Linked DNA regions of Homo sapiens: region 2 is linked to region 1. Evidence: read pairs that join two places in POLR2A ChIA-PET (ENCODE). Cell type or tissue: PC-9. All regions are shown on one strand. Each heading gives the region's core, and the rest is flanking DNA. Links, peaks and the distances in the headings are about the cores only. Region 1 overlaps SRBD1 (S1 RNA binding domain 1). Region 2 overlaps LOC107985809 (a long non-coding RNA gene).

The links. Peaks named below come from ENCODE experiments on the same cell type or tissue, not always from the same donor. Only the 100,000 strongest peaks of a DNase experiment are listed, where the experiment ranks them.
Region 2: POLR2A ChIA-PET joins it to region 1 with 5 read pairs; 2 of 35 experiments call an interaction of 5 or more read pairs at or near these places.

Annotation. Positions count from the first base shown.
Region 1 is chr2:45,429,358-45,441,429 of GRCh38, reverse strand. The region is part of intron 16 of SRBD1 (S1 RNA binding domain 1); the gene reads left to right. Among named protein-coding and RNA genes, the nearest start is that of SRBD1, 180 kb to the left of the region's middle. In PC-9, for the core only: no CTCF peak of the experiment used is centred there; no DNase peak of the experiment used is centred there.
Region 2 is chr2:45,112,696-45,124,767 of GRCh38, reverse strand. LOC107985809 (a long non-coding RNA gene) reads left to right here. Exons shown (of 3, transcript XR_001739190.2): 2 at 3,245-3,317; 3 at 6,725-8,298. Among named protein-coding and RNA genes, the nearest start is that of SIX2, 110 kb to the right of the region's middle. In PC-9, for the core only: no CTCF peak of the experiment used is centred there; DNase peaks (open chromatin) are centred at 3,997, 4,357, 4,737 and 5,537; H3K27ac peaks cover 2,146 bases.

The DNA of each region.
Region 1 (12,072 bases), core at 5,226-7,725:
TTATTTACTTACACACATACACACCTGTGTGCATCAGGTGATAATAAATACTATGGATAAAATAGGAAATGGGGATAGGAACAGTATGGGAGGCAGAGTTTTGCAGCCTGGTCTTCACTGCCACCAGTGCATGAGGCTAGGTGTGGAGGATCATTGCAGATCACATGGAGTGCCTGGGCTCTGTCGCCATGGTTATGTAGAGATGGGACATGGAAGCGAAAGGAAACCTTTCCTTTCCATATTAACTCTCTGACTCCACATTAATGTGGATCCTGTCCTGGCAGTGTCAGCCTCAGGTCTAATTTGAAAGGTTTACTGTCTATAATAATAATGGGCTGGAAGCCAGTTCACATCTGACTACATGTGTGGCCACATACATGTATGTGTATTTGGGAAGAGAAAATGTATCTTTAGAACTTACTACTGGAAACATTAGGAAAGAGCCTTTTTTCTACATGTGGAGAAGAAAAGCCTTTTTTTATTATTATGCGTTAATACTCTTTTTTTCTCCAACCTCTGTCTCCTCAAACAGACAAATAATTTAAACATGGCTGTCAAAATTTCTGAACACCAGGAGGATGCCTCCCTGCCTTCCCTCCCTCCTTCCCTCTATTTCTGTCTCTCTCTTTCTGTCTCTCTCACACAGAACCATAGTTTCAGATCAGATTTTCTACACACTGTTTTAATTTATTAGAAGGGAAAAATTCTTTCTTATGGCTAAAAGTTTGCACTCTTGATTTTTCTAAAGTCCACTTTTATGACTAAGCTATAAATCTCTAAAAATAGAGATTTACAGTGGAAATGTCAACTCCTTTGTATTATGTCAGGTCAAAATGTGTAGCTAATTGGTGTGCATTTGTTCATGCATATGTCATGAGCCAGAACTATGTTTTAGCCCAGTGACCACACATGGGGGCAGATAGGTGTGGTCCAGTTCAGATATACTAATGTTTTCTTTGTTTATGGTAAATTAGAATAGTGCAAGGTACTGGTTTGGAAAAATATGTGGGCAAGGCAGACATTTAGGATTTATGAACCTTTACTTAGCCAGTATTGCCCTATCATTCGTCCACCATATCGACCTGTATCCACTAGGGGACATAAGAACACCTACTGGAGGAAAGAATGAAAGTTTGTCTGCATTAAAATTTAAACACAGGACTCTTAGATAACATACAAAAAGACTCATTTTTTTAGTTTCATGATTCATAAAGAAGTTATATATTTTGTTTAAATTTTAATCATCACCAGAAACTTTTAAAGGCAGGATCAGTATCTTAACGTCTATTTATGGAATGAGAACCAAACAAGCAGCTAACTAGCAAGCTTGTGTCATTAACTGACTACCTATGTGGTCTACAGAAGCTATGCTGAGAATGATTCTGGCTTTACAAAATACTTTATATAGAAAAGGATTACCTTTTAGAGTCAGGAGGTGAGACATCTGGGGAGGACATCTGCTATCAGATTGCAGTGGACAAAAACCAGAAGTGTTCTATATTTTGCACCCCGGCCACTAGCTATGAAACCCGAGAGACAGATGTTAAGGGCACTGCTGTTGTCTTCTAAACTGATTATCTGGCCTACCAGGTTAGAAACTTAGGTTGTATTTTTTACTTATGGTTCTTTTTTTTTTTCGGTATGATCTACCTGCAGAAAAAAATGCAAAGATTTTAAGTGATACAGTCTTTATAGACAATTTTTGCTTTTTAGTTGGAGTTTTTACTAACATTTAATATAAGTATTAATATAACTGAATTAAGGTCTACAGTTTTGCTGTTTGCTTTGTTTGTCCCATCTGCTTTTTGATCATTTCTTGTTCCTTTTCTGCCTTATTTTGGCAGAAAATCAAATCATTTTTAGTTTTTCATTTTAATTCTGTTGACTTTTCAGCTATACTTCTTTGCATTTTTTTTAAAGTGGTTACTCTAGGGATTATAATACACAGTCATATCTTCTCAGTCAACAGTGGTTAATATTTTACCACCTCACCTCCTTCTTTGTGCTATATATATATGCATATATATATATATGCATTCATCAATTGTTTTATATATATATATATATATGTCCTAGAATACCATGTTTTACTTTTTGCTTTCTGGTTTTATGTCTTTTAAGTAAAATTAGAATAAACACGCACAATTTTATATTTACCCATATATTTTCCAGCTGGTGTCAATTTCCTTTAGTCTGCAAAATTCCCTTTAAAATTTTTTTGTAGTGTAGGTCTGCTGGCAATGAGATCTCATTTATCTAAAAATCCCTTTTCCGTTATCTTTAAAGATATAGAATTTGAGGTTGACAAGTGGTTGTGGTGTGTGTATGTGTGTGTGCAGCACTTTAAAGATACCGTTTCATTGTCTCCTGGCCTCTGTTGTTTCTGATAAAAAGTTAACCATTACTCATATTGTTGTTCCTCCATATATAACATGTACATTCTCTCTGGCTACTTTGACAATTTTCCCTTTATCTTTGTTTTCCAGCAGTTTGACCATAAAGTTTCTAGGTATAGTTTTCTTTGTTTTTGTCCTTCTTAGGGTTCACTGAGCTTCTTGCATCTTTACATTATGTTATGTTTTTGAAAAAATTGGGGAAAGTTTTGTTACTACTTCAAATATTTATCTGCCCTATTCTCTCTTTCCCTCTCAGGACTCCAGTTACATATAGTTGTGCATTGTGATCTTGTCCCACAGTTCATTAAGGTTCTTTTATACCCCCCATCCTCGCCTCTCCTTCTTTTTTTATTTCTGGTCTTCAGATAGGATAATTTCTGCATATCTCTCTTCGTGTTCACTGATTTATTTATTTTTCTACTCCAATCTGCTGTTAAGCCCATTCAATAATTTTATTTCAGATGCTGTATTTCTTTATTCTTTGTTTATTAAAGCTTTAATTCCTTTACTGCTGTTTACCATCTATTCATTGATTTGGGACCATATTTGCCTTTAAGTCCTGGAGCCACTTTAAAGTTCTTGTCTGCTGTTTCCAACATCTGGGTCATCCTAGTTTGGTTTCTGCTGGATAAGTTGACCCATTATTCTGTTATTGGTCACATGTGCCTGCATTTTTGTATGTCTAGCTAGTTTTATTACATGGTGGATATTGTGGATGCTCTGTGTTGTTGAAAATACAAATTTTGTTGTCTTCCTTTAAAGAGTATTGAATTTTCTTCTGGTAATCAGATAATTAACTCTCAGATCAGACTATCAGATCAGAATGAATCATATAGGGATTTTTTTCAAGACTTATTTTTAAAGCAGTTTTAGGTTCGCAACAGAGCAAAAACTACAGAGAGTTACCATATAAATCTTCCTGCCACATATGCACAGCCCCCTCCAGTCTCAACATTCTGCACCAGAATGGCACATTTGTTACAATTGATGAATGCATATCATTATCAGTCAAAGTTAATAGTTTACATTATGGTATAATGTTACACATTATGGGTTTAGACAAACAGATAATAACCTATATTCACTATTTATAGTATCATAAAGACACTAAATTTTAACAAAATCCATATCAATTATTTCTATTATGAATTGTGCCTTTATTGTTGTATCTAAAAAAGTCATTGCCATATCCAAGTTTAGTTAGATTTTCTCCTATGTTATTGCCTAGTTTTATGGTTTCATGTTTTACATTTAGGTCTATGATTCATTTTGATGTGAGTTTGTTTCATTTTTTGTCTTTGTTTTTGAGACAGAGTCTTAGTCTATCGCCCAGATTGTAGTGCAGTGGCACGATCTTGGTTCACTGCAACCTCCGCCTCCTGAGCTCAGGTGATCTTCCCATCTCAGGCTCCTGAGTAGCTGGGAATATCAACATGTACCACCATGTCTGTCTTATGATTCATTTTGATTTACTTTTGTTAAGGGTGTAAGATCTGTGTCTACATTCATTATTTTGCAAGTTGATGTCCAGTTGTTCCAGCACCACCTGTTGCAAAGATACCTTTTCTCCATTGTATTGCCTTTGCTCTTTTGTCAAAGATCAGTTGACTCTATGTATATGGGTCTTTTGGTGCTTTCTATTCCATTGATCTATTTGTCTTTTTTTTTTTTTTTTTAAACCAATACTGCAGTGTCTTGATTACTATGCTTAGTGTAGTATGTCTTAAAAGTTAGATAGTGTCAGTTCTTTGACTTCATTCTCTTTTAATACTGTGTTGGCTGTTCTGGGTCTAATTAGCTCTCTATATAAACTTTAGAATTTTAATTGGGATTGTGTTGAATCTATAGATGGGAAGAACTGACATCTTGACAGTATTGAGTCATCCTACCCACATACATGAAATATCTCTCCTCTTAGTTCTTTGATTTCTATCAATAGAGTATTGTAGTTTTCTTCTTATAGATCTTATACATATCTTATTAGATTTATACTTTAAGCTTTTGGAGGGTGCTAATGTAAATGTACTGTGTTTTTAATTTTAAATACCACTTATTTATTGCTGGCATATAGGAAAACAGTTTACTTTTGTATATTAACCTTGTGTCCTACAACCTTGCTGTGATCACGTATTAGTTCCAGGAGTTTTTTAATCAATTCTTTTGAATTTTCTACATAGACGATCATATTATCTGTGAACAAAGAGTTTTCTTTCTTTCCTCATGATAAGGTTAGGCCTTGTGTCCCCACCCAAATCTCATCATGAATTGTAATCATCAGGTCTTGAGGGAGAGACCTGGTGAGAGGTGATTGGATCATGGGGGTGGTTTCCCCTATGCTGTTCTCCTCATAGTGAGTAAATTCTAACAAGATCTGATGGTTTTATAAATGGTAGTTTTTCCTGCACTTAGACACACACTCTCTCTCACCTGCCACCATGTAAGTCATGCCTGCTTCCCCTTCTATCATGATTGTAAGTTTCCTGAGGCCTCCCCAGCCATGTGGAACTGTGAGTCAGTTAAACCTCTTTCCTTCATAAATTACCCAGTCATAGGAAGTTCTTTATAGCGGTGTGAAAATGGACTAATACACCTCACAATCTTATATAACTTTTCTTTTCTTACTGCATTAGGTGGTACTTCCAGTATGATGTTGAGTGGTGGTAAGAAGGGACATCCTTGTCTTGTTTCTGATCTTAGTGGGAAATATTCTGGTTTCTTACCATTAAATGTTATGTTAGCTGTAGGGTTTTTGTAGATGTTTTTAATCACCTTGAGGATGTTTCCCGTTTGTTCTTAGTTTATTGAGAATTTTTATCATGAATGAGTGTTAGTTAGATTTTGTCAAGTGCTTTTTCTGCAGCTAGGACTATGTGATTTTTTTTTTCTTTTTTAGCTTGTTGATGTGATAGATTCCATTAATTGATTTTTTGAATGTTGAACCAGACTTGCATACCTGAGATATATTATATTTGGCTATGGTGTATAATTCTTCTTATAGATTGTTAGACTTGATTTCCTAGCTTTTTTGAGAATTTTTGCATCTGTGTTCATGAGAAATACTGATCTGTCATTTTCTTGTAATGTCTTTGTCTGGTTTTGGAATTAAGGTTATGCTGGTTTCATAGAATTATTTAGGAAGTATTCCCTCCGCTTCTATTTTCTGGAAAAGATTATAGAGAATTGGTATAATTTCTTCCTTAAATGTTTGATAGAATTCATCAGTGAACCCATCTGAGTAAGGATTATTTTTTAAAATTTTGTTAGGGTGGGGGTAGTGTAATCCTTTCTCCAGGACTAGAATAGCTCACTTCTACCCCTTTCTGGGTATCAGCAGAGTATCCGGGGTGTTCAACGAGGTCTCTTCAGTATGATTGGTAGGACGTCCTATGTCTCCCAGCTTTGTGTAATCTCAGGAATCTCTGGGTAGCTGCCAACTCACAGGCAGCTGTTTTTTTTTTTTGTTTTTTTTTTTTCCCCTGGCCTTGTGTTGTCTTGTCTTGGTGCCCTGGGTATGTGCAGCTTAGTATTTAGCTAAATGCTTAAGATGTCACTTATATGAGTAACTGGAATACTGCTCTTCAGAGCTTCATTCTCTCTGATATCATACTCTTAAAACCTTCAGGAATCCCAACCTCCAGTCTGTTTCTCCAGCTCAGTAAGATTACTATGTCCTGCTTGGGTTACCTCCTGGTGCCACAGTCTAGAAAGTGTTCTCAGACAGAAAGCTGGGGCAATTTTGAGGCTTATTCTATGTAGTTTCCCTCTCCCTGGAATCATAGTCCTGCAGCTGTCTAAAATTGGTTGCCATATATTCACTATTCACAATAGCAAAGACTTGGAACCAACCCAGATGTCCATCAGTGATAGACTGGATAAAGAAAATGTGGCACATATACGCCATGGAATACTAAGCATCCATAAAAAAGGATGAGTTCATGTCCTTTGTAGGGACATGGATGAAGCTGGAAACCATCATTCTGAGCAAACCTATCGCAAGGACAGAAAACCAAACACTGCACATGTTCTCAGTCATAGGTGGGAATTGAACGATGAGAACACGTGGACACAGGGCGGGGAACATCACACACCGGGGCCTGTCGTGGGGTGGGGGGAGCGGGGAGGGATAGCATTAGGAGAAATACCTAATGTAAATGACGAGTGAATGGGTGCAGCAAACCAACATGACACATGTATACATGTGTAACAAACCTGCACATTGTGCACATGTGCCCAAGAACTTAAAGTATAATTAAAAAAAAAAAGAAAAAAAATGCAAATAGGCAAGAAAGGCTTGATTCTGGAGCATATCAGATTTCAGATCTTGCTGACATAAACACCTCTGGGCCAAAAGTTTAAGTCAACTGGAGACCCTTGACATTCTAATTGAGAGTTAGCCCTGCAAAGGAGGTGATTGATTAAATTGATTCTAACACATAATTGATTGTATAGGAAATCTGAGAACATTGACCCTTTAAAAATTTATGAAATTATTATCTGTTTTTAGAGGTAGGAGATCCTTGACAGAATAAACTGACTTTATTTCTCTGCAAAAAAAAATTGTTTGCCAAATGTTAAGGTGCACATATGTAAGCCAAGATCCAATGAGGGCTGGGACAGAAAAGCTGCTAAAGATTTGTGAGGTGAATGGAGATTCCAGGGGTTACACAGTGTCTTGGGAACATAAGAATTGAGGCCATCCAGAATGGGGAGACCTCACTGAACAACATGGGCACTCATTTGATACCCGAGAAGGTCCATGACTTGAGTAAGGCTATTGAAGCCCTGGAATGTTGGGTTTTAAAAATTAGTTTACATTTGTCTTGTGCAGAACAAATAAGACAATCATTGTCCCAAGGATCCTTCTGTCAAGTTGGCTTGATAATTGATAATAGGTTCATGCAAATCTGATGCTTAAATACTGAGTTAGCAGTAAAGGAATCTTCAGCGTACCTTCCATATGCTTTATCAGAGGAGGAGGATTTGCAAAGAGAATGTCTTCCTGTTTATTTTTTTCCCTCTTATGACCACTGGCCATGCTTCAATCTGTGTTTCTGGATCTGGAAAAAATCCTTCCAGTGCTGATGCCCTTTGCCATCTTAATCCCAGAGCCTTATAGGCACAATGAATTATTTATTTTACAAGTTTATGCATCTACAAAATAAAAATCTTCTGATGTTTGAAGTATGTATTTTTAAAAGAATGTGCTTATGAAAATATCTTTTTCAAAGTCTTCTTCCAATATTATTTGTTCTATGTACTTGTCTGTGATCAGGAGCTAGAACACATAGGTTTTTAAATAGCTAACTAAAGCATTTCTTTAGTGCTGAACATTGTCTTTAACGGGAGTATATAAAGACCTCTTGTTTACCGGATTTGATTAATTGGAGGAGGAGCTTTCTTAAGCACACACTGTTTTCTCAAATGTTTCCCAGCCTCCTGTCAGTTCTGTCTGTCATGGGTCATTCAGCACACACTCGTTTGGATGACTCTTAAAAACTGTCACATGTCAATCAAAGGAAAGGAGATGCAAAATGAAGAAGTAAACTTGCTTCATTTGAAATTGAATAGACTGTTCCTGTAAAGCTTTTTTTTTCCTGGGTTAAGCTTAAATTTATTTTTTTTAATTTGACAAATAACATTGTATATGTTTGTCACATACAGCATGACGTTTTGAGGTGCACATACATTGTGAAATGATTAACTCTTGCTAATTAACAAATGTATTACCTCACACAGTTATTTTTGTGATGGGTGCACTCAGCATCCACTCTCTTTGTATTTTTAAGGAATTCAGTATATCCTCATTTACCCTAGTGACCGAGCACCTGTAAAGCTTTTTTGCATCTTTGGTTTTCTAGCTACATTTTGTATTTTGGCAGTACTAAGGGGCAGGAAGAGACATGAGTGGATGATGGTCGCTGAGTAAAATAAAGACTTAAGAATATTGCACTAGGAATCCACTTTGGGAAAAACTTCAAGTTTAGTATGGGGAATGTAAAGTGAAATTTTGTTGTTCTAGAAACTGTAGTCCACAGTGTTTCATCTGGAAGGACTTTAAAAAAATAATAGTTGTTAGATACTTTTCGTCCTTCAGGGCAAAATAAAACACAGCAGTTTGAGGAGGTTTTTCAGAAGTTTGTGGTAGAGTAATAAAGTTTTATTTTTTGAGAATTCTGACCTTAGAACAAAAGCTGACTAGCATAAATGATCACTTATATTCCTTTGTAAAAATCTCATAAATTTTAATAAAAATATAATGTCCCAGGATTTCCTTGAATTCGAAAGAGAGACTGTTTAAGTAACTTGCCCCAAAAATTCAGAGTTGGGTAACTTCTATTTAAAAATGGAACAGTCCATTTTTCCTGGCATGAAGTCCTTAGGGATTATTGGCACTGTTAGCCCTCAGGCCCTCTTGCTTCTTGTACCAGTTACTGCCAGTAGAGTGATGTGTCACAACTCAGCTTTCAGCAAATCTAAATGGAGCTTCTTAAAGACATGGAATACATATGATTTTTTCTATACTTTCAACACATAGCCCAACTTGCACAGTGTCTGGTACAAAATAGTTGCTTAGAAATGTTCTTAGAATAGCAAATGAATGCCTCTGCTTTAATGTCAAAGACATTATTATGGAAACAGTATGGGATTTTGTTCAGTATTCCTTCCACCAAATAGATATGATTTTTAGTTTTAGAAAATAGTGTTGGCCAGGCGCAGTGGCTCACACCTGTAATCCCAGCACTTTGGGAGGCTGAGGTGGGCGGATCACCTGAGGTCGGGAGTTCAAGACCAGCCTGACCAATATGGAGAAACCACGTCTGTACTAAAAATACAACATTAGCTGCGCGTGGTGGCACATGCCTGTAATCCCAGCTACTCAGGAGGCTGAGGCGGGAGAACCACTTGAACCTGGGAGGCGGAGGTTGTTGTGAGCCAAGATCGTGCCGTTGCACTCCAGCCTGGGCGACAGGGTGAGACACCATCTCAATAAATAAATAAATAAATAAATAAATAAATAAATAAATAAATACTTTTAACTCTTTAGTACTTTCCTAAGCAAAAAATTGGGGAAGAATGTAAGCAAAGTTTATATTTACAGCTGACCTGACGGCAGCGTTTACAGAAGTTTCTATTACATAAATAGCTGCTAGAAGAGTTTTTAAAACTTCTAAATTCAGTGAGTTAACTTGGACCTTTTTTCTTGTAGGATGTTTTGGTGAAATAACTGGTCTACTGGTTTGTTTTTGTTTTTTTTCTATTATACTTTAAGTTCTGGGATACATGTACAGCACATGCAGGTTTGATACATAGGTATACACGTGCCATAGTGGTTCGCTGCACCCATCAACCCATCATCCACATTAGGTATTTCTCCTAATGCTATCCCTCCCCTAGCCTTCCACCCCCTGACAGGCCCCAGTGTGTGTGATGTTCCCCTCCCTTTGTCCATGTGTTCTCATTGTTCAACTCCCATTTATGAGTGAGAACATGTGGTGTTTGGTTTTCTGTTCCTTTGTTAGTTTGCTGAGAATGATGGCTTCCAGCTTCATATCCCTGCAAAGGACATGAACTCATTCTTTTTTATGGCAGCATAATATTCCATGGTGCCACATTTTCTTTATCCAGTCTATCATTGATGGGCATTTGGGTTGGTTCCAAGTCTTTGCTATTGTGAATAGTGCTGCAATAAACATACGTGTGCATGTGTCTTTATAGTAGTCTCTGAGTATATACCCAGTAATGGGATTGCTGGGTCAAATGGTGTTTCTGGTTCTAGATCCTTGAGGAATCACCACACTGTCTTCCACAATGGTTGAACTAATTTACACTCCCACCAACAGCGTTAAAGTGTTCCAAAAAGTGTTCCAGTTTCTCCACATCCTCTCCAGCATCTGTTGTTTCCTGACTTTTTAATGATCGCCATTCTAACTAGCGTGAGATTGTATCTCATTGTGGTTTTGATTGTGTTTCTCTAATGACCAGTGATGATGAGCTTTTTTTCATGTTTGTTGGCCGCATAAATGTCTTCTTTTGAGAAGTGTCTGTTTATATCCTTCACCCACTTTTTGATGGGGTGGTTTTTTTCTTGTAAATTTGTTTAAGTTCGTTGTAGATTCTGGATATTAGCCCTTTGTCAGATGGATAGATTGCAAAATTTTTCTCCCATTCTATAGGTTGCCTGTTAAGTCTAATGATAGTTTCTTTTCCTGTGCAGAAGCTCTTTAGTTTAGTTAGATCCCATTTGCCAATTTTTGCTTTTGTTGCCATTGCTTTTGGTGTTTTAGTCATGAAGTCTTTGCCCATGCCTATGTCCTGAATGGTATCGCCTAGGTTTTCTTTTAGGGTTGTTATGGTTTTAGGTCTTATGTTTAAGTCTTTAATCCATCTTGAGTTAATTTTTGTATAAGATGTAAGGAAGGGGTCCAGTTTCAGTTTTCTGCATATGGCTAGCCAGTTTTCCCAACACCATTTATTAAATAGGAAATCCTTTCCCCATTGCTTGTTTTTGTCAGATTTGTCAAAGAACAGATGGTTGTAGATGTGTGACGTTATTGCTGAGGGTTCTTTTTTGTTCCATTGGTCTATATATTTGTTTTGGTACCAGTACCATGCTGTTTTGGTTACTATAGTCTTGTAGTATAGTTTGAAGTCAGGTAGCGTGATGCCTCCAGCTTTGTTCTTTTTGCTTAGGATTATTTTGGCCATATGGGCTCTTTTTTGGTTCCATATGAAATTTAAAGTAGTTTTTTTCTAATTTTGTGAAGAAAGTCAGTGGTAGCTTGATGGGGGGGATAGCATTGAATCTATAAATTACTTAGGGCAGTATGGCCATTTTCACAATATTGATTCCTCCTATCCATGAGCATGGAATGTTTTTTTCTGTTTGTTTGTGTCCTGTCTTTTTTCCTTGCGCAGTGGTTTGTAGTTCTCCTTGAAGAGGTCCTTCACATCCCTTGTAAGTTGTATTTCTAGGTATTTTAATCTCTTTGTAGCAATTGTGAATGGGAGTTCACTCATAATTTGGCTCTCTGTCTATTATTGGTGTATAGGAGTGCCTGTGATTTTTGCACATTGATTTTGTGTCCTGAGACTTTGCTGAAGTTGCTTATCAGCTTAAGGAGATTTTGGGCTGAGACGATGGGGTGTTCTAAATATACAGTCATGTCATCTGCAAACAGAGACAATTTGATTTCCTCTCTTCCTATTTGAATACCCTTTATTTCTTTCTCTTGCCTGATTGCCGTGGCCAGAACTTCCAATACTATGTTGAATAGGAGTGGTGAGAGAGGGCATCCTTGTCTTGTGCTGGTTTTCAAAGGGAACGTTTCCAGGTTTTGCCCATTCAGTATGATATTGGCTGTGTGTCATAAACAGCTCTTATTATTTTGAGATACGTTGCATAAATACCTAGTTTATTAAGAGTTTTTAGCATGAAGGGGTGTTGAATTTTATCAAAGGCCTTTTCTGCATCTATTGAGATAATCATGTAGTTTTTGTTATTGGTTCTGTTTATGTGATGGATTACGTTTAGTAATTTGTGTATGTTGAATCAGCCTTGCATCCCAGAGATGAAGCCAACTTGATCTCGGTGGATAAGCTTTTTGATGTACTGTTGGAATCAGTTTGCCAGTATTTTATTCAGGATTTTTGCATCGATGTTCATCAGGAATATTGG
Region 2 (12,072 bases), core at 3,738-6,237, 320 kb after region 1:
GCTTTCTGAGCCTTTAGAAAAAGTTTGCTGAGTTTGTTCCCCTCTGTGGTTCCAGCTCATTTTAATCATCTCTGCACACTGAATATGTTCTTTATTAACACAACAAATATTTGTTGGTTACCATTATTGTGCAAAGTATCATGAAAATTGCAATTATGATGGCGACAATCATTGCCCTCAGATATTTTACATTCTTGCTTATAAAAGAGGTTGCTTGCTGGGCGTGGTGGCACATGCCTGTAATCCCAGCACTTTGGGAAGCTGAGGCCGGTGGATCACGAGGTCAGGAGTTCGAGACCAGCCTGACCAATGTGGTGAAACCCTGTCTCTACTAAAAATACAAAAATTAGCCCGGCATGGTGGCAGGCGTCTGTAATTCCAGCTACTTAGGAGGCTGAGGCAGGAGAACCGCTTGAACCTGGAGGTGGAGGTTGCAGTGAGCCGAGACCGCACCACTGCACTCCAGCCTGAGTGACAGAGGGAGACTCTGTCTCAAAAAAAAAAAGAAAAAAAGAGGTTGCTGGTTCCCAGAGTGATAGAGTCTGCTATTGTCCCCAATATCCGGCTCCACTTCTTCCATAATGTAAAGGTTAATTCCTTTCTTGTATGTGTGATGGTTAATCTTGTGTGTCACTTGGTTGGGCCTTGGGGTGCTCTGATATTTGGTCGAATGTCATTCTGGCTGCTTCTGTGAGGGTGTTTTTGGATGAGATGAACAACATTTAAATCAGCGGAATCTGAATAAAACAGATTGCCTTCCATAATGTGGGTGGGCCTCATCCTATCAGTTGAAGGCCTGAATAGAACCAAAAGACCTGCCTCCCCTGAGCAAGAGAGAATTCTCCAGCCTGCCAGCCCACCTGCAGATTTTAGACTTGCTTGCCTCCATAATCATGTAAATCAGTTCCATATAATAAGTCTCTTTCCATAGACTTGCACAAACTATTGATTCTGTTTCTCTAGAGAACCCTGATTCATACGCATAGTTATTTTATCGGGCAAGTGGCTTTCTGGAATAAAGACTACATTTCTGTCTCATGTAGTTAGGTGTGGCATATGACTAAGCTTTGACCAATGGAGTGTAAGCAGAAGTCCATGTAGCACAGTCTAAGGACCTTTTTTGTAGTTTTGTTTGTTTAAGACAGGGTCTTGCTCTGTCACCCAGGCTGCAGTGCAGTGGCACAAACATGGCTCACTGCATCCTCAAACTCCTAGGCTCAAGTGATCTTCTCGCCTTAGCCTCCCGAGTATCTGGGACTACAGGCATGCACCACCATGCCCAGCTAATTTTTTATTTTTTGTAGCCACAGGGTCTCATGATGTTGCCCAGGCTGGCCTCAAACTCCTGGCCCCAAGCTATCCTCTCTCCTCGGCCTCCCAAAGTTCTGCTTGGCCAGGACCTTCCTTAAGACAAAGCTAGCACATGCCCTGTGCTACTTCTTTCCCTCTTCCTCCTTCCTACTGCTTGAAACAGAGCTGTTTCAACAGGTGGAGCTCTGTCTTGGACCACAGGAGGAGGAGGACCACCCCTGAGAATTGGAGTTCCCAAGGCTGGAATGAACACAGCAAAGCCATGGGTTGTTGTAAACTTTGACTCGGGAGAAAAATGAACTTCTTTGTCTTATCTAGTGCTATTTGGATATGTGTTACTAGTAGCAAAATGTAATCCTAAATTCTATACCCAAACTTTGCCATGTCCCTCTGCCATGCCTGAATACAACATCTGCTGTAACTAAGGGGACCTGTCACAGAGTCCAGAATATGCTAAATACATGTTGGCAGGTCACGGTTGCATTTACATATCCTGAGGCATTGCTTATGACAAAGTAGGGTTGTCTTCCCAAGAAGTTAAGTTTAAAAAGAAATGGGGGTTTTAACCTGAACATTATAATTCCTCTCATCTCCTTTGAATAGATGATATGTTTAAAACACAAAACACATTTTAAAAATGCGAACAGCCAGTTGAATAAGGTTTGCTTTGTTTTTGATGGAATATGAGGTTTTTTCTCCAACATGACACTAAAGAGTTGAAGTGAGAAGTATAGATTATTTACCAGGCTATTTGGGTATTATTGGGTACAAATATACCTGTGTGTCTTAGACTATGTCACAGTCCCCTGGTATTCATTATCAGGTTCTTTCTTCTCATAAAAATAATTTTTTTCCTTTGAGACAGGGTCTCACTTTTTCACCCAGGCTGGAGTGCAGTGGCATGATCTTGGCTCACTGCAACCTCCACGTCCTGGGTTCCAGCGATTCTCCTGCCTCAGCCTCCTGAGTAGCTGGGACTACAGGCATGTGCCACCATACCTGGCTAATTTTTGTATATTTTTGTAGAGACAGGGTTTCACCATGTTGGCCAGGCGGGTCTTGAACTCCTGACATCAAGTGATCCACCCGCCTCAGCCTCCCAGAGTGCTGGGATTACAGGTGTGAGCTACTACACCTGGCCAAAAAAATATTTTTTTTACATTTGAAATAAATGTTAGCTAAACTGATCAAAACAATGTGTGTAGTCTCACCACAGCCTTCCCTATCAGTGCTGTTCAGAATGATTATTGTAATAGATATGGCAAGTGGTCCTTGCTTTGTCCACACCCCAACTCATAACCTCTGCTCCTTATGTTGTCCACCCCTCCATGAACTGCGCTCTGGGTGGGTGCTCAACACAAGGGCAACCAAACCATGAGCTGACCAGACCATTAGACCCTGCCCCCCTCCAAATGATCAAGGCTAGTTGAGCCCTTTATATTTCTCTTAAGAAACTGAGGCTGGGCACGTGCCTATAGTCACAGCTGCTCGGGAGGCTGAGGCAGGAGAATTGCTTGAACCTGGGAGGCAGAGGTTCCAGTGAGCCGAGATTGTGCCACTGCACTCCAGCCTGGGTGACAGAGCAAGACTCTGTCTTTAAAAAAAAAAAAAGAAAGAAAGAAACTGAGAAATAGCCAGATAACATTGGAGATAGAGGCCAAAAGTTGTACAGAGAGTTGCTGAAGTGAAGGAAGCTGGCAGTCGTGATGGGCCCTAGGCAAGGTGAAGTAAAGAATCCATGAGTAAGCAGAGAGAATGAGCCAGACAGGCAGACAGACCAAGAGATGTTGGGAAGGGGACTGGTCTCCAGGGTTACCTTGGATTCTTCTAATTTTCTAGTTCCTAGACCATTTCCAGCTCCACTGCATGTGTGTCCTGCAATAAATCTTCTATAATTGCAGGGACCCTGAGCGTATCTCTCTTCTCCTTGCAGCTCAGAGCTGGACCAAAGCAGCTGTCGATCCTTTGCCTCTTTGCACTTTGGAGCCCAGTCCTGATGGGACCAGGTAATCCAGGCATGCATCACTGCCAGACTGGCAAATACCAACTCTTCATTCAAGTGTTTTTCACTCAAGTGTTCCTAAAAATATCCAAGAGAAGAAGAGGACGGGCAGTTTTCTGGAAGGGCAGTTGTAAAACTTGAAGGAACAAAATCTGTTATCCTGTGGCTTAAAGAGGACTCTCTCTAGGAGACATTTGTCATGCTCTGGGCTTATTCAGAGTCAGAAATTGTCTCTGATGGGAACCACACGAAAGAGTTGGGGACTCAGAAGAATTACCTTCTGCTGAAGTTCACCTTAAAAAGTAGATACATGCTTTAAACACCCCCAACTTCTCCCATCTCCCTTTGGCTGAAGAAGATCAAACCTTTCTGGTTAATCAGAGCTAAACAAAGAAACGGCCTCTGCGGCCTTCTCCTCAATGACCCTCATCCCCACACCAAGCCATCTCAGGACTGAAAGACCCATCAATGTAGGCCTCTGTGGAGAAACCAGTTTTTAGGCCTCTCACTGAAACCCAACCCCCAGCCCAGCCATGCAGCATGAGCTCATTCTGCCCCAACTAGGAGAATGAGAAAATGGTCTGTGAATTTCTCTTCCACTCTGTCAAAATAAGAACAGAAAAAACCATGCTTCTGCAAAAGGGTTTTCTTTCAGCTTTTATTTGCACACATTCTGTATAATTATGGTCAGCAAGAGGGCATTTTCCATGGCCACACTGGCAGTATTTTCCACACAAAGGCTTATGCTGGTGGGCAGCCTGCCCTTGAGCTATTTACTTGTGTGGTGGATAGAAAACCATCAGACCTATGGCCAGTTAAACCCAAGCAAAATGTTTTCATTTGGACTTCTCCTGTAACTGGGCATATTATTTTAATTTTCCCTCCACCCCTTGTCCCCTTTCCCTAGGTAAAGTGATTCAATATGGTGGAACCACCGTTATGCAGCCAACTCTGTAGTATACCTTCCAGTTAACTGCTAATGTTCACATTTTAAAGTACTTCCTCCTAGCTTTCAAGATCTTAGGATTTTCTTAGCCAACGTTACTCCTTGGAATTCCATCTCATTCTCTCTCTATACAAGTAAGCCCTTTGCTTCTCTGGGCCCTCATGCACCCAGCCCATTTCTTCCTCCAGGCCATTTTTCTTGCTGTGCCCTATCATCCCAGTCCTGAAAGCCTGCCTCCTTCCTTTGGCTCCTCTGAATCCTGCCCACCATTCAACATCCAGTTGTGGCCCCCTCCTCAGTGAAGCCCTCGCTGACTGCTGAAGTTGTCCTGACTCTTCTTTCCTTCACTGAGCCATGAGGCTGTACTGGCTTCTCACTTGCTGCATATTTTGTAATTAATGAGTCACTAGACAAGTTTATCAAAATGTTGACATTGGTTTCTGCATAAAACCACAACATAAATCAAGTCATTCATGTAGCAAGTATTTACTGAGCACCTAGTCCACAGTCAGCCCTGTAAGCAACATTCCACACCAGAAAATGCAGGAATTCATGGGCGAGTTAGGCCTGCTTCTATCCTACAAGAATTTGAAGAGACTTTGAGAAAACAAGCTACAGGCATGAAAGATAATCCTAGAGCTGATGCCCAAAGGATGATGGTTCTTCAAGGCAACATGAGGTAGACAGAAAGAGGAAGAGGAGTCAACACCATCCATTAGAATGGGACAGGGGTTGAGAGGCAGCTCCAGCTGACAAAGAAGTCAAGTTTCCGCTGCTTATAGGATGCATAGATGCAATAATGGATAGATACACACATGCTTGTAAATACAGATGAACCAAGAGATGAGCGGTCCAAAAGCCATCCATCCATCCACCATTAAAGAAACATTTACCCAACACATACTCTGTTCCATTCATAGGGGATACCTAGATAAGTCAACCTTCAGGGAGACTGTAGTCTAGCCTGGTGGCACGGCAATTTAGTCATAGGGCAACCAAATGTGACTTTAAAAGTTCAAAGAGAAGTCATAATAGCTGCCATTTTTTAAATGTCTACAATATGTTAGGTACTTTTCAAACACTACTGCTACAGTTCCCACTCTGGATGCCAAAGCAAATTTGTAGGGAGACCGTGGATTATTTTAAATTTTTGAGGGTAATATCATGATGCTTAATGTCTGTTAGACACTGTGCAAACTACTAGCTCAAGGTAGTTCACAGTTTCAACATTAGATCATACTGCATTCCTTTTGATGATGTCACATCTTTGTGGAGCAATGAAAGTCAATATGTAACAGGAGATGAGGGAAGCAATGTTCAGTCAGATTCCAAGGTCTGAGAAGTTGTACAGTGCCCAATAGGTGTCTGCATCCCACTAATAAGCAATCATTACTACTTAAGAATAAAATCGGCCAGGCGCGGTGGCTCACACCTGTAATCGTAGCACTTTTGGAGGCCAAGGTGGGCAGATCACTTGAGGTCAGGGGTTCAAGACCAGCCTGGCTAACATGGTGAAACCCCATCTCTACTAAAAATACAAAATTAGCCGGGTGTGGTGGCGCATGCCTATAATCCCAGCTACTCAGGAGGTTGAGGCAGGAGAATCACTTGAACCCAGGAGGCAGAGGTTGCAGTGAGCCGAGATCGCACCACTGCACTCCAGCCTGGGTGACAGAGTGAGACTCCTTCTCAAAAAAAAAAAAAAAATAAAATAAAATAAAATAAAATAAAATCAAACTATTAACTTTTTTCTTTCAATTTATATGTAATTACTTTGTCAGGACATAAATTCCTATTACATAGTTTGGTTCTAACTTCCTGATAAATGAAACACATTTTTCTTAAGGCCTAGAGATACTGTGAAAAATTACTGAGATGCTAAAGACACTATGAACTGAGGAAGTTCGGGAGCCTCTGCGTAATGCTAATCCTCTCAGGTTACCAAACATCACACTGGTAGTAAATTCTAGAGTTGGGGTTTGAACCCAGATCTGTTCTAGTGGTCTCTGAAATACATTACTTTTGCTTATAATACTGATGGGAGCTCAGTGGGCTCATCAGGGGATGGATACGTAGGGCTGCCTGGTGGGCAGAGGTTGGAGAAATGAGGCAGGACTAACAGATTCATGGAACTGAAAGGTCTTGCTCTGACCTTGAAGGGCACACTGCATAGTTACTATTCCCTTTATGCTAAGTTTCCATGAGGCCTTGGTTCGATGGGAGGAAATAAAAACAACTCCTAAGAGGTGTGCGGCAAACAGGCCTGATGAGGTTTTTTAGTGCCAGGTCACAAGAAGAGGAAGAATGGGTGGGAGTATAGAGACCATGGCCAAGGTGTGAGAAATAGAGGCCTGGTCTGCACACATTCTGACAGGGGTCATGTAACTCTTATTGCAGATGTTTGAAAACTTGAGTGGCTGCTGTCATAATAATATCTCCAAATGACCAGGCTTCTGTCATTTCAGGTGTCAGAGCCCTGCCAAATCTGTGAGAAGGGTGGAAGCAAGTTTCCCTGAGGGAAAAAAAAACAACAAAAAAAAACCTTCTGGAATTGGGAAAAATTTAGGTCAACATCATTTGAACCTTGACCTCTTGCTCTTTTGTCCCCGGGTGGACATTTCCTTGACCTCCAGAAATTCCTCCACCTCAAGGGAAGACTTCTTGCCCCCCTCACTTCCAGAGGCCTCCAAAGTGGGCTGGGAAGAGATTTAAAGCAGGACCCTGGGAAGCATGATGAGACTCTGGAGTGTAGAGAGGCTTCCCTGCAATGCAAAGATCTTCAAAGGCCAAGCCCAAGGCACTGCAACCCCCAGGAGGGCCCACTCCAAAGCAGAACAGTGGAGGGAGAGCCTGCGTGTCAAGAAGCCTGGACAGCAAGACCCCCTACTGTGGCAGCCAGCCTGCTTGTAGGAGTCCTGAGAAGCCTAATTCAATTACCCTTATCAGAATGTCTCTGAACTTAACAAAGCAGATAATGAGTTCCAGAGACAGATACTGCTTGGGGGGCCAAAATTATTTTGCTTCCCCAAATTGGAGGCTGAAATTGGAGATGTTTGAATAATGGAAAACATAATCCTTCCCTAGGCCCAACCCCCTCCCAGTACCCACACCTGAGACACCCTTTCAACCAAGGAGCCTGGATTCAACATCCATGCCGTCTCTCCTCCTGAAGACACCTGGTCATGAACTCGACCTCTTTCCCCCACCATCTTTGTGCCATCGATGGAAGGAAGCTGCGTACAGGATGGAAGTGGGAGGGGAAAGGGATTAACATTTATGGAGCCCTCCCCTCTATGTGTCAGCTACATAACACATAGCATTCATTTCAACCACAGAACATATGTCTTTACATTACAGAAGGCAACGGAGAACTGGAAAAGTTAACTTACTGCCTGAGGACCCATCCCCATCTCACCAGCAGCACAGTCAGATTCAGACACAGGTATTCAACTTTGCAACACACTGTGCCTCACGGCCTGTGTGCTCAACATCAGAAATCAAATAGAAACTCCCTCATTCTAAGATTCATAGCCATCCTCCGAGATATGACATAGCGACCTCTCCTCCGTGAACAGGGAAACAGACTGAGAGGATAACCTAACTCTCCCAAGGCCAGAGTATCCACTGGGATATGCAGCCAAGTCAGCCAGCAGTTGAAACAAGGGCTCTCTGTGCTATCTCACATCTGAATTGAATTGTTTCCTACAGACTTCTCATAGCTCTCTAGGCAAGGAATACATCTTCTCACCTTCCCACACTAAGAAAGGCCTCTGTCTGAGCCTGGGTGCCGGGTGGCCAGGATTCCTGCTGAACGTTCAGGAGCTTTCCATCTCCAGAGGTGAGCTCCTAGTTCCTGCTTACCTTAGAACTGTAGAACATATAATGTTACCACTGAAAAGAACCTCTCGTATAGTTGGATCACACCCTTTACCTATTTATTTAAATGTACTGTTTTAATTATGTAACATTTGATATGTGCAGGATAATATGTATGCAAATTATAAAGCATAATAATAAAACCTGTGAACCCACCACTCAACCTTAGAACCAGACCATTACAATTGATGTCCCTCCTACTTCCCCAACAGAAATAACCACTGTCCGGGACTTTATGTTTATAGCCCCACCCCCCACAATGATTTTTATAGTTTTGCCAAATATGTTAGCATGGTAGATTGCATTATTGCTCTGAGTTAAATATCCTTCCTTTGACATATAATTTGGCAGTTCCTTCCATTGGAAGTGAAATACATTTCTCTGCCCAAGATGTTAGATTTGCTTTGGTCAGTAGAATGTTGCAGGCTGTGACGGTGAAAATTCTGAGCCCAGGCCTTAAGAGGAATCACCTGTTTCCACATTCCCCACTTGTATTTCTGCCTCTGCCATGAGAAAAACATGCTTCAGGTCACCTGCTGCTCCAAGGAGGATGAGAGACCTATGGGGAAGACCTGGACCCAATCTGAAGTTAGAACTAAGTGCAACTGAGCCCAGCCTGGATTAACCAACTCCCAGCCAATCCACAGACACCTGGGTAAGAATACATGAATGTTGTCAGCCACTGAGTTTTGGAGTCATTTGTTAGGCAGCATTATTGTGGCAATAGCTGACTGATATACTATGTATCCCTGAACAGCATATTGTTTACTTTTGCTTTTTTTTTTAGCTTTGAAAGATGGTAATTAATATTGCATGTCATTATCTAATATTTACTTTTCTTTCCCACTCAACATGATATGTCTGAGATCTATGCAGTAGAATATAATACAGCAGTATAAATGAACTACAGCAGCAGCCCTCTCAGTTTAGAGATGAGGAAAAGCAAAAGACCCGGAGAGTTCATGAAGGGCTGAACTGGCTTGGAAGCCCAAGTGTCATTCCTTCAGCAGATATTTATTGAACATAAACTGAGCACTCACCTCAGTGCTAAGAATATAAAGGGGAACTGGACACATAAGGTTCTTGTCCTCTTGAGTTACAGAGGTCATTTCATAGAAAGAATGCAAGGCCACATCTGTGCCCCCTATCATATCATTGCCAAGGTTTCCTTATTGCCTCTGCCCTGCCTGCTGTTTCCCCCATTCAGTTCACCACCTCCTGTCCCTGGAGGCAATAATGTAATTAAGGCAGTATGTGAAGACAGCACGCAGAAACTGTGATGTGGATAGCTCTCCTTGGAGATCTGCTGGCAGACTGACTTCCAGGAAAAAGAGCCAAAGTACTTGGGAAATGCAGACCCAAGGACTGATCACTTTTGGGAGGTAGGTTTATTTTTCTGCAGATGACACTTGTCTAGAGGGAACTGGCAGTTTTCTGACTAGAGATGGCCCTGTAGTGAGCTTAGCAGCTCCATGGACTTAGTACCTGGGTGACCACCGTCAGCAGAGAAGCATGTTTGGAAGACAGAGAACCAATGAGGGATGTTTCACACTCTTGAGGAGTTTGCCGTCAAAAAGCAAAGCAGGATAAGCAAAAAATGCATGTCCTCAAACCCCAGATAACAAACACAAAACATCATAGATAGAACCAGAGCTGAGGTAGATACACATGGATTCACCATATGCAGGTACATGTAGATTAGGATGGATGTCAGGACGTCCAGAGTGGCTGAAATGACTGCTCCATACTGTCATTCCATAGACAGGTGTCTTTTGTTTCTCTAGAGCATTTGAGTAGTTCCCATGAGTTGCCATTTATTTCGTGCTTTGGAAAAACACAGTAAGAATCCCTTCACATTGAAACTAGACTGAACACAACCGCATACTCCTCAATGATTCAGAAGGCGTTCCAGGGCGTTGCAGGCCCTCAGGGACATCATTAGGAAAATAGGTTACTGTAGAAACTGAAGGAACAGCATCCTGATAATATGAGGTTTCACAGTGATTGGGTCCTGGATAAAGAAGTTATTTTCGGTAATGAAGGATTAGTAGCTCCTGCCAGATATGAAAATGGCAAAACCAAGAACAGCACTTGGACGCCCCCTGCTCCAGTGCTTAGCTCCAGGGGAGGCTAACGACTGCTCCCCTCCACTCCCGCCACCGAAGCACCTAAAGCAAATTCTTATTGCTGCAGCTGCTCTGGCGGCCCCGCCTTCCTCTTCCATTCCAGCTCATAGGGTCAGAGTCAGGCATTTTTTAAATTCTCTCCTGGATCTCATGGTCCGTTCTCTTCTGGTGAGGGATCACACAGAGAGTAGCAGCTATGGGCCATCCTTCCTTGAGATGAGGATTGTGTGGGCCTAGAAGGCCTAAGGTCAGGGGGAGTGCACCCTGCTGGGGGACAGAAGCGCTGAGGGCTAGCTTACCTATCTCCCCACCTATTTCCTACTTGAAAATTCCCTTTCTTCTGTGAGTGTGTGTGTGTGTGTGTGTGTGTGTGTGTGTGTGTGTGTGTTCATGCCAAAATAAATTATTATAAAGACATGGTTATGTGTGACGGACCACCCAGGACAGGAAAGCAAAGAGTGGCCTGCAGTGAAGTGGGGAGGTGCCCCTTCATCACCCAGATCTCACACCTTGTGGATGACTGCCAGGTCAGAGGGCAGCAGAGTAGATTGGAAAGAACCAGTAGAGGTCAAGTCCTGGTCCTACCACTTCCTAACGGCACCATCTTTGCAAGGCAGGACTCCTCTCTTCCCTAGGCCTTGGTCACCCCATCTGTAAACGGCGGCTGGGGAGACAGTGGCTTCTAATTGTCTCTTAGCTACAGATACTTTCCACATTCAGGAGCCTATGGAGAAACCAGATACTTCTAGAAATGTGACAATCAGGAAGGAAGAAAATGACATCAAAGTTGAGAAAATACCAAATGGCTCTTATGCTCTGTCTCATTAAATATGGATATTTTCTCTCTTGTATTCATTGCTCTTATACACGTGTCTTAGTTTTATTCCTACAGTCAGATGACATGTTTCCTGGGAGCGAGAAAAAGTTTCATAGAACTATTGAATTATAGAACTGGAGGATTTTTATTATTAAACATTAGAAAATTATCAATTTTTTAGTCTCCACGTATTCAATTAGAATAAATATCTGTCAGCTTATGATATCATTATAGCTATCTCATGTATTTCTCTATCAATGTTGTCAGATAGGTTGTGTTTCTGTGCCAATTTTACAGATAAGGAAACTGTTGAAAGACTTAATAAAGTCCACATAACCAGTAAATGGTAGTGCTGGGACTTGAACCCAAGTCCTCAGACTCAAAACCTCTATATTCTTTAGAAGTCCTTTGAATTTCTTCTGTGTCTCATGCAGCATTCAACACAATGCAGAGTTCACAGTAGGTGATCAATAAACAATTATGGGTTGACTGACACCATGTAATTAAAAATTGCCCAGCTTTAAGGCTAGATCTGCAACACATGGCCGTGCATGATTTTTTCACTCCCAGGAATACCCTTGAGTCCCTGTGTATGCCCCATGCTGTAGGAGCCAAGGCTTTGGTGGGACCCACCTGGGCCTGCGGGCACCAGCGCTCTAGTCATGAAGCTGGCAGGCACTGTGGAGACCCTTCCTCATGTGAGAAGCCAGTGGGCACAGTCCAGGATTGGAAGCCCCCTTTACAAATGCATTCAAGTACACATTCACCCCTTACCAACAAACAGGGCCCTACAAACTGCCCAGCAAAGCCATCCAGGGAAAAGCTCTCCATTCTGGCCACAGGAACCTCACCAGTGTGTCAGCCTGAGCCCAAGGTGCCAGCTCTGTCCATGGGACACCCAGAGGTGGTAACCCTCGCCAGGCCAAGCCCCATGGACTCACTGCATTTAATTTGCCCATCATGAGACTGGAATAAAATTGAAAAGCAAACACTG